Linked DNA regions of Mus musculus: region 2 is linked to region 1. A link is a loop called in an ENCODE intact Hi-C map of the cell type or tissue named here. Cell type or tissue: left cerebral cortex. All regions are shown on one strand. Links, peaks and the distances in the headings refer to the core of each region. The heading gives the core; the rest is flanking DNA.

What was found. Hi-C counts contacts between places; a loop is a spot of excess contacts. Peaks named below come from ENCODE experiments on the same cell type or tissue, not always from the same donor. Only the 100,000 strongest peaks of a DNase experiment are listed, where the experiment ranks them.
Region 2: a loop joins it to region 1, with 7 times the contacts of the local background. A loop is called at or near these places in 3 of 42 quality-filtered maps.

The regions. Positions count from the first base shown.
Region 1 is chr9:14,993,559-15,002,577 of GRCm38, reverse strand. No RefSeq gene overlaps it. Among named protein-coding and RNA genes, the nearest start is that of n-TKctt4, 40 kb to the right of the region's middle. In left cerebral cortex, for the core only: CTCF peaks have their summits at 3,235 and 3,472; DNase peaks (open chromatin) are centred at 3,610, 4,732, 5,072 and 6,667; H3K27ac peaks cover 3,876 bases.
Region 2 is chr9:14,904,218-14,913,236 of GRCm38, reverse strand. No RefSeq gene overlaps it. Among named protein-coding and RNA genes, the nearest start is that of Izumo1r, 5.0 kb to the right of the region's middle. In left cerebral cortex, for the core only: no CTCF peak of the experiment used is centred there; DNase peaks (open chromatin) are centred at 3,055, 4,846, 5,198, 7,982 and 1 more place; H3K27ac peaks cover 1,660 bases.

The sequences.
Region 1 (9,019 bases), core at 472-8,471:
AAGGCATGTGCCATATACCTGGCTAAGTTAAATTTTGAGTGATTACTAATATTTATTTATTTATTTTTATTTTTATTTTTGCTGTGTCATTTGGTAAAAATACTGAGCCAATGAAGAATGGATTTAAACACTTAAGTTCATCTTCAGATTCATTCCACAAAGTCCAGAAGATGAGACCAAATGATGGTGTCAAGAACATGTGAAAGCTTATTGTACTGCTGAACTCAGTGCTTCCATGGGAGGTACTTGGAACTAAGTGCTTCCATGGGAAGTGCTTGGAACTCAGTACTTCCATGGAAGGTGCTTGGAACTCGGTGCTTCCATGGAAGGTGCTTGGCCCCACACACAGACATTCTTCTAAAGAGTCTGTTGTGTCTGCAGACAACAGCAAATGGTGCTTTAGTTTTGTGCTATGATGTTTCCTTAAATAAAACTTTCCCAAGTAACAAAGAGAGTTGTCTTTCTTGCTGTCTTCAGGAGTCACTTCACTGAAGATGGAGCCAGAGGATGAGCCTTGAAATGCCTGAGGCTCATCCCTGTCTGGAAATGGGTGACATTCAGGAGCACCCACCATACTTGCTAGTTAATATCCAGCTGGCAGTGAAGGAAGTCCTCTGAGAGGCCCACTGGCTGCCTGGTGGGGAGCTGTTTGGACCACATGCTGATGGACATGAGCTAGCCTGCTCACCTCTGCCTAAGGGGAGAACACTTCTACAGCAGAAATTAATGCATTCCATAGGCTTATAAACCATAACATGCGAAGTCTTAGCAGAGTTCCTAGTGTGTGCTAAGCACTCTATGAATGCTTCCTGGTCCCCAGCTGTTCCCCAGGGGTCTGGATGTTGCATTCATCTTCTATCGCTCCACAACAAAGAACCATACATAAAAGCTCAAAGTGCCCATTGCTTATCTTGCAGCTTTCTGTATCAGGGGTTTGAACAGAGCTGAGCCAGGCCCTCCCTCAACTCAGGGTCTCCCAGTGTTCAGTCTATGAGGATGACAGGTTACCTGGAAGAGGTTGAGCTGGAGAAACTGCTGACTGGACCCTAGCCAGCTCTACCACCTTTTTATCTTCAGGCTCTGGCCCTGGCCCTCCCTCCTAGCCAAAGTAGCCTGGTAGCCTATATTCTCCTTTCTATTCAACATTCAGCTCTAACTAATACCTCTGCGGGAAGTGCCCCCACTTTCCCACTAACCTCTGCTGACGCCTGTCCCTCTCGCTGTCTGGGTAAGCCCAGGAAGGAGCTTAGCTCCCTGTCCCTGTACTCCAGCACCTAGTCCAATGCAAGGGTTACTTGCCTCACTACTGCGAATCCTGAGATTGCTAGGTGCAGCGGGGAGCATGTGTCAGACATGGACTTTCCTAGGCCAGTTACTCATCTTGGCCAGTTTAAGGCAGCCAAGTACACACCCCTCATTCCTCTATCCCCCTACATTAAGAATTGAGAACCTAACCCAGAGTCTTTCTGAAACTCCCCCCAGTACCTGTCCTTGGCTGTAGTCTCCTGCTCACACTTGGGCTTGCTGACCCATGTAGCCAGGCTCATTCTCTTCCAAGGTTTTAATACTCCATATTGTTAGGCGCAGCTGAGTGTTGAGCGTCTTCTGGGTCTGATAAAAAACACCCTGACAAAAAGCAACATGGAGAAGAAAGGGTTTGCTTAGGCTTAACAGTTCCAGAGGGAGGGAGTCCATTGTGAAGTCATGGCAACAGGCAGGGAAGGTACCCTGGCAGGAGAAGAGACCCAACCACAGCTTATCTGCAGGGGGAGAAACAGGATTGGGGATGGGGAGGGCTATACAGCCTCAAAGCGACCCTAGTGATGTACTTCCTCCAGTGAAGCTCCTCTTCCCAAACTCCACCACTGACTGGGAAGCAAGTAGGAAGCCTATGGGGACAGCTCTCTTCAAACCACAGCAGAGTGCTGACTGCTATAATAAGGAAGGGGATACCTGTTCTCAGTATTTATCCATCTAAGGGAGGTTTATTCTATGATACGCCCTCTGGTCACCCAGGGGTCTAGGAGGGAAAGAAGGAGCTACTGGCTGCCTGACCTGGGTCCACAGCTCTGGGGTTTTCCAGATGAAACTGGGTTATAGCAGCTAAACTCTAGGATGAGAAATTGTTGACATTCTGTTTCATATGCCCTCTGATAGCACCTGTGTTCTGGCGGGCTCTTCATGAAAGCAAAGCAGAGGAAGGGTATACAGTGTTCTTCCTTTGTGTCATTGCAGAGATGGGACAGGTAGGCCCCTCGGGGAAATGAGGGGGCCGGCCTGTCAGAAAAAGACAAGCAAAGCATCCCTTTCAAGAGCCAATTTCTAAAGTTTCCGTGTGTCTTTTCTCAGACACACACAAAAACTGAGAAACAAGAGGAACTAAAGTGCTGTTGAAAATCACTCCCAAACCCCAGAAATGAAATCTGCATTACCTCTAAGTGAAGATGGTCTTATAGAGCCCAAGCTTCCATGGAAACTTCAGGAACATAAAAGGAAATTCTGATGGCAATTTCAGAAGTAAGAAACCTCACATTTTAGCGTTGATCTCATTTGTTCTTTCTGAATATGAGAAGTGCCTGTTACAAAGGAAACATTGCTAAGTACAGAAGCCCTCAAGGCTCTTCATCTGTCTAAGCACTTTATAATACTACCACCCCTTGAGAGAAGTTTCATTTTAGAAAAAAGAAATTACCTAAAACTCTGGCTGCTGCAAGAGGAAGCAGGAGAAAGAGAGAAAAAGAGTAAGCCACAAGCAAAACTCAGGTTTGGACAGCTTGTCCGGTGGGATACAATGGAAGGCGTGTATGTGATTTTCAAAATTGTTTATCCAGACTTGAAATGGACAAAATGAATGTTAACCATCATCCCTAAACATCTTAATAACCCAGATTAGCTCAGCACGGCATTTCAGTATAAAAATGATGAGGTGTTTTACATCTTTCATACTCAATTTTTTGAAGTTCCACATAAATTCCTCTCAGATCTTTCTAGTAGACCTGGGCCTGCTTCTGGGCCTGTTGTTGATGCCAGATGGTGAATCTCCATGGCCCCCAGCTCATCTGCAGAGCACTCTGCTGAGCTCCTGACCCATTCAATGAGTTAGCCAGGGTCAGTGACTGAGTTGGTGTGAAGAGGCAGGATGCTTGGTTTCTCCTAGACACCAAGAGCCCATGAGGAAAAGCCTTCAGTACCTTAAAGTACTGAAAATCCCATCCAAATGAGATCAACATTCATTTTACAGATTATTCAAACCCCTCCTCTACCAAGCCTCTGGCTCATAGTGTTTCCTAGGAGCAATGGCATAGAAAGTAAGAAGGGGGACGGAGCTGGCTCAGCTACAGAAACCTGGCCACCTGAGTCCATTCCCTGGAATTCATGTGAAAAGCTAGATCTGGTGGCACGAATGTGTAATCCCGGCACACCTAGAAAAAGATGAGAGACAAGAACCAGCCAACCACTAGGCGCACGCAGCATGGACACAGAACAGGAGAAAGCCTACCTCAAGATAGAAGGCAAGAACTGACTTCTGAAACATCGGAGAACTGTGGTGTGTTCACATGCTCCCACACATCTGCTGCTTTTTCTAAGTAAGAAGAAGGCTAAGGAAAGTGCATGCCTAGTTTTCATCGATAGTTACACCAAGAAGCAGCTTTGCAGTGAGCAGCTTGAACAAACTCTGCACCGCACTGTCTCTGCTTGTGGATCTCCTGCTTCTCCTTGGACAGGGAAGAAAGGGAAGCAGCGTTTCCCGAGTGCTGCTGTGTCAGGCATTTAAACTTAAATTAGGTCTCGCAGTCACCACGATGCAGGAAGCATGCTCCCCTCGTTTTGGGGTGAAGCACCCTAGGAAGAATGTGTTGTCATGATTGCTGCCTGTGACTGCTGGGTGACCTTAGCTCCTGACTATGGTAGGCTCCAGTTTCTTCTTGAATCTCACAAGAATCAAGGGTATGGTTGATAATTAAAGTAGATTAAATAGAAACATTAAGCCCAGAACCAGCATTCACCAAGCACTCGGGAGCTGTTGTATAAAATATTTGATTTGACAACTAGAAGAACTCAAGTTATGGGTGCACAATGGAAAATGTCTCATGACCAGCAGAAAAGGGTTCAGTTTGGGTTTTAACACTAGAAAATCTGGTTTGGAATCTTCTCTCTAATACCTGAATTGGCCTTAGGAATCAACCTCTCTGTTTTTCAGGGTTGTTGTTGTGAGATGTTATATCTGACACTCAGTGGGAACTCATCAGATAGGAGCAGTATGTTTGTTTGTTTATTTGTTTGTGTAAGGAAAGGGCATCAGATAGTCCAGACTAGTTTCAAACTTACTGTGCAGCTAAAGATGACCTTGAACTACACAGGGATCACTGGCCTGGAGCACCATTCCGGGTTTATGCGATGCTAAGCAGCAGATTTAGGGTACTGTGCATACTAGACGAGTGCTTTACTGAGCTGCATTCCCAGAAAGTAGCTTCCTGTTGGCCTCAGAAATAACTGTAAATGCAAAGAAAGGTCTTTGAAGGGTGGGAAGTCCATCTTCAGGACGAACCCTGGAAGGGGCAGTTGCTAAGAGAGACCTTTACTCCTTAGAAGCCCGTGGCTCTGCTGTCCTCGGGGCTCTAGCTCCCAGCCCTGCACAGGTGGAAACAAAGATTGGGCAGATGGGTGAGGGTGGTGTGGGTATTGTCAAAGCGACCCAGGAATAGTCTTGACTCAGAGAACCCCAGAGAATAAACCAGATGGGCATGAACCTCCCCCAGCCTGAGATGGAATGGTGAAGGAGCTGGGGGATGGGAAAGCCCACCCTCCAGGGCTTGCACACCGCTGCCTGGATGATGCAGAGACCCTGTGCCTGGCCTTTATTATGCAGGATCCAGGCTTAGGGCCCCTGGCATCCTTCCCTGCCTGGTGACTTGGCCAAGTGGTGGCTGCCCAGATAATCTTACTTTATTTCTAATTTAGAAGGATGAGGCAAAGATGACATATTCACTGCAAAAATAATTTTTTAAAAGGCGAAAGGAAATTCAGAGAATACCAGAATAAATGGAGCGCTGAGGCCCTCTCTGTTCTTTGCTGCTTCTGCTCCACTTAGGCACAGAGATGATGTGACTGCCCGGCTTCCTGGTCACATGGTTTTCTCTTCTCCATCCTAAGTGGATACTCCAGACACCTGCCTTGCTTGGCTCTGAATGACTTAAGTCTGAACTACTTAGGAAGGGAGAGAGTGTCAGAATGCTCTATGCACATATTACAGGACATTTTCTACCAGGGTGCAGCACTCCGGGACTGAGGGGCGCGAGAGGAGGACAGGAAGGAGGGAGGAAAAAGGCAAAGATTGAAGAAGAAAGGAGAGAGGTGAGGAGGAAGAAATGAAAGGAGGAAGGAAGAGAGGAAGGGAGGAAAAGGAAAAGATCATGAGATCAGTCAGGAAGCCAGACTGTAATTCAGGAGTCAGGCTGAGCTTTTCTGACAATTCACTCTGGTGAGAAACAACACAGAGGCCCCACAAGTCTAGCTGGTCCCTGTACAGGGCAGCACCCAAGTGACCTAAGAGTTTCCCACCAGACCCACATAGAAAGCCAGCCCAGCGCAGGGAACAGGCCCCACAAATGATGCCACTGAGCCACTGTCTGCTCATCTACCCATGGACATCTTTCCAGTCCTGGAAAGTCCAGACGCCTACGGCACCCAACATAGCCTGTGACATCTAGAGACCTGGGAAAGGTCACACCAAAGGCTCCAGGGAAGCTTTGGGAGAAGCTGTGAGGGTCAAGTTTGAGTCCCACTCCACCACAGTGAGTCGCAATCCTTGGGTGGCCTCCACCTGCCCAGGAAGGTGTCTTGTCCCCACTTTCCATTGAAAGAATGGAAGAAAAGTGCAAATGACACAAGGCTTGCTGGCTTGGCTAAGAATCCATGCTTCCAACTGCCTGGCTTGCACAAAGTGCTGGAGAGTAAAGGCCTCAGGCTCATCCTCTGATTTGTGAAGGACACGTCTGTAGTGAGCCCTAGAAAAGGCATGTTTGGCCATTCTGCATGTGCTTCTGATGAGTGAGGAGTCTGGAGGAGCCATGCTCATCTGCCTTGGGTATAATCGCCAGCATGTGCTGGGCCTTTATAGTACCACTAGCAAGGGCCATGGACCCTAGAGCTAATGGCACGAGAGCTGCCTCTATGGCTGGTATGACCACAGGAAATGGCTGAACACTCATGTTCAGGGACAGAGGACAAGCTTGCCTTTCCTGCTGAGAGTTGGTGCAGCCTCTTCAGAGCTGCCTAATGCTTTATCCTACAGTTTAATCTTGATGTTTTATCTATGTTACATCACCATTTGTTGGAGAACACTCAGTTCTGTTCCATCTTTGTAAGAGCTGATGACAAAGAGTGTGGAAAGTAATGATGCTGTGTGATTAAAACATCTTATATGGTCAAGGACAGAGGGAAATGAGGCTTCGTCTCCCATAAGCTTCCCCAGACTCACCACTCTCAGCAGACTCATATTTATACCACAATTTAAGCAAAAGTATGCTCTCTCTATAAATTCAGTTTTATAACAAACCTTCTACACATGCTTAACTGACTACAGATGTTCCAGATCCATCCAAAAATATTCAGAGGCTCCCAGGGTTCTGTTAAGATAGACACAATAGGCCAGCCTACAATGGCTGTGCTGTGAGGTGGGTGGCAGCTGAGAAGGCTGTCTGCCTATCTGAATCACACTCAACTTTGGCCTCTTAAGGAGTGAATTCGTCACAGGTAAGTAGCCATATCTATACCACATCAGTGATGCACCCTGGGTCACTTTCATCTTTGAATGACTCCTGTACCCTCTGCCTACTGCTCTACTTCTCTGATGAGCTCAGCTGCAACCCTGGGCTGAGGTCCCAAGTGATGCTCTGTAACTCCTTGTTGATTTACTGATTGATTCTGTTACTATGGAAGCCATCAGACATGGGCTCACATCTTGGTGAGCCACCACAACAGACCCATATTGACTGAATGACTAAGCCCTCAGAACAATCTAGGGTACTGCTTCATTCACTGGTAGCTTAGAGACACTGGTATCTCTCTGTTTATTGGGATAAGTTCTTTATAGTTCATTTCTTTCAGTCCTTTGACCCAAGATATCATCCACATTCATCACAGATTATCACTACATCTTCAGCAACATTTCTGAATCACTCAACCATTCGCCTGTTCACACCCACACTTATGTGCATAATCATTTCTTCATTAGGCAGTGTCTAAATGTTACAATGTCCCAAGGACAATGTTATCATGTAGGAATATAAAGATGAATAAAACAGTTCTCTCTCTCTCTCTCTCTCTCTCTCTCTCTCTCTCTCTCCATGTGATAATAAGCAAGAAAATGGCTGTCCAAAAGTCAGAAATTGGATCCTCAGAAGGCACCACTCAGTGTCTCCTGGTGCTTTGATTTTTAAATTTCCAGCATCTGGGCTGAGAAAAATAAATGCTTGCTGGTTACAACCTGAACAAAATAGGTAAGCACACAGATGCAGAATAAAACACCATCACATAACAACAATAAAATATGTATGTGCCAATAATAGGAGATTCCTTTTCATAGCAAAGAATACCTTCAAGCTTAAAAAAAAAAATTCAATTCTAGCCCCTCCACTCCTTTGTCCCAAGGTGGCATGGATGGAAAAGTGATATCCTCCCCCGACTCAACCTTTCTACCTGTGCTAGTTGGGAGAGCTGGCCCCAAGGCCATGAGGCCAGGAGATCTAGCCCTGCCCCTCATTGGCTATAGAACTCAGGAGAGCAGGCCCTGCACCTTGCCTGAGCAACACAGTGGAGCTGGCACCAAGGGCAAAGACACTGGTGAGCCAGCCCCAGGGATGTGACAGTGGGAGAGCTGGCCCAGCCCTTTGCTGGCTACACCACTTGGGGAAGTAAGTCCCAGTGCCATGACTGGGCAGCACAGTGGAGCTGGCTCTGAAGGCATGGGTGTGAGTGAGCCAGCCCAGGGGTCATAAGAACAGGATTCTGCCAATGGAGGCATTGCTAGAGAGCTCGCCCTAGTTGTGCAGATATGAAAGAGTTGGCAGACTGACCAGGTCTGCTATCACCGGGCCCAGAGATGGGCTCAGAGATGCCCACCTCAAAACCTACATCATCTAGGAATGGTTGGGACTTGTGAAAGGGCCAGTTCTGCTGTTCCAAAGCTGCAGGATCTCCATAACACAGGGCCACAACATGGTGTCACAGAAGCCAGAGATCTAGAACCAGACCAATGACTCATTACAATGAACATTCATAAGTGAAGATGTGTGGACAGAAGGGTATATTCTACAATGAGATGTTTTCTATGTCTCTCTGTCTCTCTGTCTCTGTCTCTCTGTCTCTGTCTCTCTCTCTCTCTCTCTCTCTCTCTCTCTGTGTGTGTGTGTGTGTTTGTGTGTTATTGTGGGGGAGGGTTGCAAAGGAAAAGAGTAGATATGAAGGGATGGGGAGATGAGTGGGACTGGGGTGTATGATATGAAACTCACAAGGAATCAATAAAAAGTTTTTAAAACATATAATTCTAATCTAATCCTCTTACTTAAAAACAAAAAAACAAGGAGGTGTTGGGCAAAGAGCTAGCTTTTTCTTAGGTGGCCTATGTATGTGAGGATATGGCCTGGCCCCAAAAGACCAGTGGTTGGAGCCACATTCCAGCCTGTATGCACCATTCTGCTTTTCCAAAGTCCTGTCTTCAAGACTTTAATTTCCCCAGAGACCCACTGAAATTAAAAGGCAAGGGCCAGATTGATAGCTTAATTAGCCCAGGATCCCATATTTAAAGAAACACTCCTGGGGACTGACATTTTCACTTGTGTGAGACAGATAACTGGAACTGACATAGGGGGAGAGGAATGGGCTCAGGTAATGGACACCTGACTGACATAGGATCACAATGCATACTTATAGAAAGCTGAGCCAGCTGTATCTCCATGCGTTGGGATTGGGGACAGTGTTAGGGCTAGATTAACTTGCATTCTCAGGTCTTCTGCCA
Region 2 (9,019 bases), core at 673-8,672, 90 kb after region 1:
AAAGTACCCAAGGAGCTAAAGGGGTCTGCAACGCTATAGGAGGAACAATGATATGAACTAACAAGTACCCCTCAGAGCTGTGTCTCTGGTTTTATATGTAGCAGAGGATGGCCTAGTCAGCCATCAATGGGAGAAGAGGCCCTTGGTATTGTGAAGATCATATGCCCCAGTACAGGGGAATGCCAGGGCCAGGAAGCAGGAGTGGGTGGGTTGGGGAGCAGGGTATAGGGGACTTTGGGGATAACATTTGAAATGTAAATGAAGAAAATATCTAATGAAAAAAAGAAAAAAAGAATTATCATAAGTTTTAAAGGAGAATTCAATGCACTTTGCTCTGCCTCATTTAATGCAAAATTTAGAGAGCATGAATTTTACAGATAGATTTGAACCAAATAGCCAGTCCACCATCCATGATTTAACAACACACAAAATGTCTCACTGTAACATCTACAATACTGTCTTATTTTAAAATGGAACAAAAGTCTAGACAAATAGAATCATAAATCATCAGAGTGCACTTCTCCTTAAGCCACACTTAATATCCAAATAAAAATAACTACAAAATATTTTCAGTTAGCATGACATAGTGTGCAGGGTTGTTCACATGCCCATTCATCCATCCATCAATCAATACTATGTGATACACATCACACACCATTGACATATGACCTTATCTTTATCTCCAGAGAGCAGATGGGCAAGGACATGAGACACGTCCAAGATTTGCTACAAAACGTAGAACTGGACAGACACTTGGATATCTCGGTCATCTTCCCTTTGTGCCTAACTTGAATAAGTCAAAGGTCTTCTGATAACCACAGCCTATTCCTTCTGAAGGACGTATTTACCCATTTGTAGAGATGATTTCATTAGACAAATTCCAGATTCAAAAACAGACCTTCATGCCTGGGAATTTAGAAGGTGAAAGACTTCCCACATAGCTACGGATATGTGCCATGCTTTGTCTTCAAGAACAGTTCAGTGAGATGACTCAGTGGATCCTCTTATGCCCAGTATCCTTGGTAACTAGACATCCCACTGGCATGAGCAGAAACACAAAATTCTTAACTCAAATATAAGGGGCACTCAGCAAGTGAAAAGTCTAGCTCTGTAAACTGGAGTCATTGAATATTCATTACCATTCATATTTCATGGCACTGTAAATCTCATAAAAACAAAAAGCTGTTCAAGAGTTTTGGGTCTTGAAAGAGGTCACTGCAGGATTGAGGATCATAAGACTCATTGTTCTAGGAATGGAAACTACTTAATGATCACACTACAGGGTCATTTATCCACAGTCTCTGGGGGAGTTCATCTCTGGCTATCCATCATCTTTGCTTCCCACCAAACCTGATAAGCTGAGTTTAATCCCTGGATGCTGCATGATATAAAGCAAGAACTGACTCCCTGCAAGTTGTCCTCTGACCTCCACACTCAGGCTGTGGCATGTGTGCATGTGCATATACACAACAAACAAACAAACAAATGCAAATTCTGTGATTATTCTTTATCATTTTATTCCTTTAAACTACAAAATACATTGTGAAGTTTCCCAGTCATTTTCAATGTATAGCAGAGACATAAAGACATGGAGAGATGGCTCAGCAGTTAAGAGCACTGACTGATCTTCCAGAGGTCCTGAGTTCAATTCCCAGCAACCACATGGTGACTCACAACCGTCTCTAATGGGATCTATTAAGTCTCCCGGTTCTGGACACATATTCACATGCACATGTGCACATACACCAAATACTGTTGCCAAATATAAAAATTTGACTTTCTGAGAATTTTTACTGATAGCTTCTTGGTTAAAAAAACAAAAACAAAAACAAACCAAAAAATACAAAAAAAATGAATCATAGGGTCTTTTGTACAAAAATAATCTTTTGTTTAGTTAACAAATACCCACTGTGTTCCTACATGTGAAGCTGCTAGGCAAGCTGACTACTTCCCAGGAGCCTGGGCTCCAGAAGGGAACACGTCCACTTGTGCCTATACAAGAGCAGTGTGGTAGGTAGGTTCATGATAACGGTAACATTGTGGGCCACAGGAGTTCAGGAAGGACACCTAACTCAGATGCAGGTCTCCCCAATTGAGTCCTGGAAATGAGGAACCAACTGAAAAGATTGTTGTGGGTACATCCAGGACAAGGGTGGGATTTCCCATGTGAAAGGAAATCATACAAGTGAAAATCCAGTGCAATGCAAGCAAAGGGGGCTGCGGGCATCAAAAGCAACACACTTAGCTAGAGTGTAGGATCCTTTATTCAGACACCAGGACACGGCTGTGGCTTTGGGTCTAAAGCTAACACCAAGAATAGCTCAGGTCCCTGGGGAGGGTGAGTAGAGACAGGGTATGGGGGTACTAAGAATTAGGTTCTGGGAGGCCAAGTCTAAATGGGGCTGCATATGTTGGAACCATTCAGAATCCTCCCAGTCTAAGTTTACATGTTTAGGACAGTTTGAAAGTCATTAGGGAAAGGATCAAGGATGGAACTTGGGAAAATGTTTCAATAGCACCATTGATGGGTTACTGCATTGTCCAAAGACACTTTAGTTTTGAGTATACCAGGCTGACACAGCAGAACCTTTGCTGAAAATTAACCTGTGTGGAAAGAACATTGGCCGCAGACTTGGGCTGAAGCCCTGTGGACTGTCACACTAAGCCCTTTGCATTAACTCATTTGTTGAAACATTTAAAGCCCCTTCTATGCACCACAAACTATGCTAGAGGCTGGGAACAGAAGGACAAAGTATACCCCTTCAAGGGACTCAGAGTGTGAAGAATAGCATCGTAAACATGCTGAAGACACACTATCAAAAGCAATGTTAAAACAAAGTTCCAAATCAGGGTGGCCGTGGAGAAAGTCTGCTCTAGGGACAGACAAAGAGAGGCTGTCTAAAGAGAATGGCACCAGAATGGAACCCTGCAGGGCAAACAGCTGGTGAAGAAGCAGGGTCAGGTCTTCAGGACAGACAGACCTGCAGGTGCAAGGGCAGAGAATGGTGGTTCATTCAGAGAGCAGCGTGATAAGCACATAGGATGAAGATGAGAAGGAAGGGGAGGTTTCCATAGTAACCAGTGGCTGGACCACAAAGAGGCTTGTATGTTATGTTAAAGCACTTGCATGCGGTAGGAGACGGAGAGAAGTCTACAGTAACTATAGACTTCTGGCCCAGGGGACTATGGGGAAGGGGTCCCATTAATCAACATGAGAAAGCAGAACCGAGAGGGAACAGAGAGCAGCAGGTGGGAGAAGCTGGGAGAAGAGTGAAGTGTTACAGGAGGTCTAGGAACACAGGCCAGGAATGGAGAGTGCTTTTTTTTTTTTATTACGTATTTTCCTCAATTACATTTCCAATGCTATCCCAAAAGTCCCCCATACCCTCTCCCCCCACCACTTCCCTACCCACCCATTCCCATTTTTTTGGCCCTGGCGTTCCCCTGTACTGGGGCATATAAAGATTGTGTGTCCAATGGGCCTCTCTTTCCAGTTATGGCCGACTAGGCCATCTTTTGATACATATGCAGCTAGAGTCAAGAGCTCTGGGGTACTGGTTTGTTCATAATGTTGTTCCACCTATAGGGTTGCAGATCCCTTTAGCTCCTTGGGTACTTTCTCTAGCTCCTCCATTGGGAGCCCTGTGATCCATCCAATAGCTGACTGTGAGCATCCACTTCTGTGTTTGCTAGGCCCCGGCATAGTCTCACAAGAGACAGCTCTATCTGGGTCCTTTCAGCAAAATCTTGCTAGTGTATGCAATGGTGTCAGCGTTTGGAAGCTGATTATGGGGTGGATCCCTGGATATGGCAGTCTCTAGATGGTCCATTCTTTTGTCACAGCTCCAAACTTTGTCTCTGTAACTCCTTCCATGGGTGTTTTGTTCCCAATTCTAAGAAGGGGCACAGTGTCCACACTTTGGTCTTCATTCTTCTAGATTTTCATGCGTTTAGCAAATTGTATCTTATATCTTGGGTATCCTAAGTTTTGGGCTATTATCCACTTATCAGTGAGTACATATTATGTGAGTTCCTTTGTGAATGTGTTACCTCACTCAGGATGATGCCCTCCAGGTCCATCCATTTGCCTAGGAATTTCATAAATTCATTCTTTTTAATAGCTGAGTAGTACTCCATTGTGTAGATGTACCACATTTTCTGTATCCATTCCTCTGTTGAGGGGCATCTGGGTTCTTTCCAGCTTCTGGCTATTATAAATAAGGCTGCTATGAACATAGTGGAGCATGTGTCCTTATTACCATTTGGAACATCTTCTGGATATATGCCCAGGAGAGGTATTGCGGGATCCTCCGGTAGTACTATGTCCAATTTTCTAAGGAACTGCCTGACTGATTTCCAGAGTGGTTGTACAAGCTTGCAATCCCACCAACAATGGAGGAGTGTTCCTCTTTCTCCACATCCTTGCCAGCATCTGCTGTCAACTGAATTTTTGATCTTAGCCATTCTGACTGTTGTGAGGTGGAATCTCAGGGTTGTTTTGATTTGGAGAGTGCTTTTTAAGGACCCACACACAGACAATCAAGGAAACCATGCTGGAGGTCAGAGGCCCAGAGACAAAGGAAGCAGCGCTGGGACAAGGCTCAAGAGCAGGTTCATGGGGGAAATAGGTACTCAAGGAATAAAAACACTGAGATGTGGGCAGAAGACAAGAATGGAGAACCTGAGAATCAGATGGAGGCAGGGGCATTACCTTAGTCACAAGCTATGGAGAGGCAAGTGAGCTCACAGGCTTTGCCCATCGGATCTAACACATGGAGGTGGCTGGCAAATTCAACAAGAGTGGATCACATGGAATGGTAGGAAGAATCTGAGAGGCCCTGGTAGAGGAGCCGTGGAGAACACATACAGGGTGTTAGAAGCATGGCTAAGAGAGCAAAAGAATGCAGGGACATGTGAGAGGTGTGGGGTCAAAGGGTATTTCCAGGGCAGGATGCAGGGGCAGACTGCATACTGCAACACCATATAAACCTACTGTCATACTCTGTGGCTGTGAACGGAAGGAAGAGAACGTGTGTCTAATTTTCAGTCTTTCCATTACAACTTTGATGTTTTCTATCTGTCGTCCCTGTACTTGGATGCTCTCCAGTACCTGGTAGGCTTCACACTCATTTCCGTTTTGTGATTAGACCTAAAAAGCGGGCCTTTTTCAAGTGGTGATGAGAGGCCCAGCACTGACACCCAGAAATTCTCAGCCACCATCAGAGAATGAGCTTGTGGGGGCGAGGGAGGAAAATTGCAAGAGGAAAATGGGAGGGGTGGAGGAGGGGGAGGAGAGAGAGAGAAAGGGGGAGTGAGAGAGAGCAGTTGTGATGAATTAGAGGGGTGAGGGAGAGACAAGAATGGGAGCAGAGAAGGAAAGGGAGGAAGAGAGATCAGAGAAGCAAGAGGGAGACAAAGAAAAGAGGCTATGGCACAGCTCAGTGCGGGAGCTTGTGCAAGGCTCCCAATTCAGTCCTTGGTACTGCAAAACATGCTTGTTTTTAAGTAAATGTCAGGGTCTGAAAATCGCTAAAGGAAGACTCAGATAGAACGCAAAAACAGAGAGCATTTATTCTGCAGAAACAACCAGCATGTGGGGGTCAACCATTTTATGAAATGGGGACCCCAAACAAAGGCACGCAAGCCTTCTTATAGGGAACCAGGGGAACTCTCTAGAGGGACTGGGAAATCCAAAATCTCATTGGTGGGTGCTAGGGTGTCACAAGTGGTCTGGAGTCAATGGCCTGCATTCCTATGTCATAAATGTTTAACCATTGGCTGAGATAGGGCTATCCAGTGCAGATGGCCCATTCTAAGATATTTTCCCATTCTTGTGGCTATTCCTGGGCTGTTCTTTGGAAGGGGGTTTTATATCTTGTTCTGGATTTTATGGTCTGTTCCTAGACCTGGTGTCTTATGACATTGTTTCTGGGACTTATGGTCTGTTCATGGAGCTGGTGCCTGTGGCCTTCTTTTTAAAATCAGATCTGATCCTTAAATGGAGAAAAATAGGGTTTATGTTGTCCTTTCAAAATAAGTTCTCTCATGGTTTGAATTATATAAGGAAAAGGATAAGAGAATGGGAGGAGACAAGAAATACTTTTAAAGATGGGAGAAAGATGTCTGAGAGGAGGAGGATGGGAAAGAAAGGGAGAGAATAGAAGAGAGGTGGGCTAGGTCATAGTAAACTGGGGAGCTGTCTGGACCAGTGTTGCTGCTTTCTAAAGGCACATAACATGAGACTCTTGCTCGGGCATGTGTCTGCCTGAACTGTGTACAGAAGGGAGGCTGAGGGAGACTGACAGGTGCTCATGGGGCAAAAGGCAGCGGTGGGAACAAAGCTATAACATCAGACCCAAGAGAGCATCTCCCCACACCAAGGAGCTTCATCCCTCGTGGGCAGGGGCAAGCAGTCCCTTCTGGGAACCAGAACCGAGTAGGAGTCCCTAGACACTGAGGCTGAGGGCGAGTGGACTGTGAGAGAGTAAACCTTGCCAAGGAGCCACGTTTTGGGAGCAGGGCAGTTACAGATTTTCGAGAGTCAAATGCTCTGCAGTGCACGCAAAAGGAAGGAGCTGAGTTCTGTCTGTGAAAGCAAGGGTAGGTGAAAGGAGAGAAGTGATTTTATAAAGTTGTCCTCTGACTGGATACATAGTCTATGGCACAAATGCCCACTCCATCACACACACACACACAAACAATTAATTCAGAATAGGAAAAAATGGACCTCAGATTAGAACAGAGAAATAAATGGATACTAGATTAAATAGGGCCTGTGAGGACCTGGAGATATGGTCAGTGGTTAAGAGCACTGGCTGCTCTTCCAGAGGACCTGGGTTCAATTCCCAGCATCCACATGGCAGCTCACAACTGTCTAAAACTCCTGTTCCAGAGATGTGACACCCTCACATAGACATACTAAACAGCAATGTACATGAAATTAAAACAATTTAAGCCCACAAACCATGAACAGTTACTTAAATGTATACAAAGATTTTAAATGTGAACATCTGGCAACCATCTTTATGTTTTTAAAGGATCATTCTGGATTTTTTTTTTAAATCATGACAGATATTATCTGGCTAACGATGTGTTTGAATTACTTGGAAGTGCACTGATTTCCTGCTTTGAGAAGCTCAGGGGACAGATTCCTCAAGAAAGAGATGGATGGTTGGCTCAAACTAACATAAAACACAAAACAGAACGTATAAAATCAAATTGGAGATGAGTATCCACTGTGAAGTTCTCTCAACTTTCCCGATGTTGGCAGATGTTAGAGTAACGCCCTGGGAAGTTTTACCGTTTTGACTGTTGCATGGATATTGCCTTGGAGGGAACCAGGGAGCCTGGTTGGAGTCTCTGAGCACTACCCCTGCTGCAGGAAGAACAGGAGCTTAAGCCAACAACACCTCACATTAGATTGAACCATCCAGAGTGAGAGGCACGCTGCCCTCTGCCAGAGCTACAAACTTGCAAGGGAGTTTAATTATTCAGGGGGTAAGGAGGATACTTGAGAAGAAGAGTTCCTGTCAGGCCTTGGCACTGGCTGCAGACTTCAGATACCCTGGGGTGTCCTAGCTTTTTTGTTTTTTGTTTGTCTTCAAATGCATTGCTTTGGATGACCTGATAACCCAAACGGTGGGAAGACAGGACAGGCATCACCATCCAGCATCCCTGTCACTTCAGGTCACCCCATTCACTGCCCCTCCCTCCCCCTTCAGAATGCCTTTAACTGCCTGCCCCTCTTCCCCTGGTCTTTAATCTGTTGCTGTTTTCGGCTGCTTGAGTGGCTCCATCCACAGCCAGCCCTGATTTAGCAGCCTTCAATCGGAAAACAGATTTCTCTGGAAGACTGGGACAAAATAAGGCAAAATGAGCTCTGTTCAAGGGCCTCACAGCACTTCTCTAGGGACAGATGCTTGGCCTGGAGCTCTCTGCAATCACCCCTCCCCCACTGCACCTGCATCCATGCTGGCTGCAATTTTGACACAATTCCTATAGCTCTGTCCTGGAGGTGGCTAAGAGAGTCCTCCTTATCTCTCTCCCTCCTTGTGGAGGACATTTTTCCATTCCAGTAATGACTCGTGTGACTCATTTTTGGATTCTTGCTCTTGCCACATCCACAGTCATTTTAAATTTAATGTTCAGTTCCAAAACGCTTACTTGTCAAGACTTGTTGCTCCCTGGGTGTCTATACAGGACAGACGTGAGTACCTGCCTCTGCTGTCCCTGTGGACACCGATACAAAAGAGACCCTCGAAGCAGAAATGCCTTTCCATTTGGCCTCTGGCTTCAGGAAATGAGTCTCAGCTCTGTTGAAGACCAGACATGCAAGTTGGGCTGATAACCATTACTGCTCTGTTCCGGAAAAGCCAACACACCCCCACCCCCAAAGTCTGACTGTGACGTTTAATTTTTTTAAAGATCTGGATAGTTTCTACCCCTCAGTCCTGGGGGCATCCCCCTCACCTGGTTCATAAGCATTAAATATGGAGTCAAACAAGCCTTTCTCAGATTCTAGCTCCATCAACCTCTGTCCGAGCCTCAGTATCCCCTACAAAAGAGAGTGCTCATTTGGGGTATTCTTGCAGGCAGTAAGCCAGACTGTGTACCAGTGCCCTAGCCTCCAGCCCCGTGACTAGTCCTCGTGGATGTTCAGTACTCCATACCCACGCATGGAAACTGCTATTTTCCCTGCACAAAATCAATGTGCTTTGTACATTGACTGGCAGCTGAACACCGTGTGCTGTACTTTGTCTTCCTTGGTGGAAATCACAAGGAATGTTTTTATTTATTTACTACTTTTTGTATGAAATTTCAGTGATTTTTGGCTACTTTTCCTTTGGAGACAGAACATAAAAGACAAGCAAAGTTATGGGCATCACCTCCAATGGGACCTTTGGAGCAGCGATCAGACCAGGCACAGGGTGCAAATGCAGGCTGCCCCTGGTGGCCCTGAGGGGCGGCTTTTGTTTCAGCTTTGATTGTTGCTTAAATTCTTGGCTGGCCAAGCTGCCTG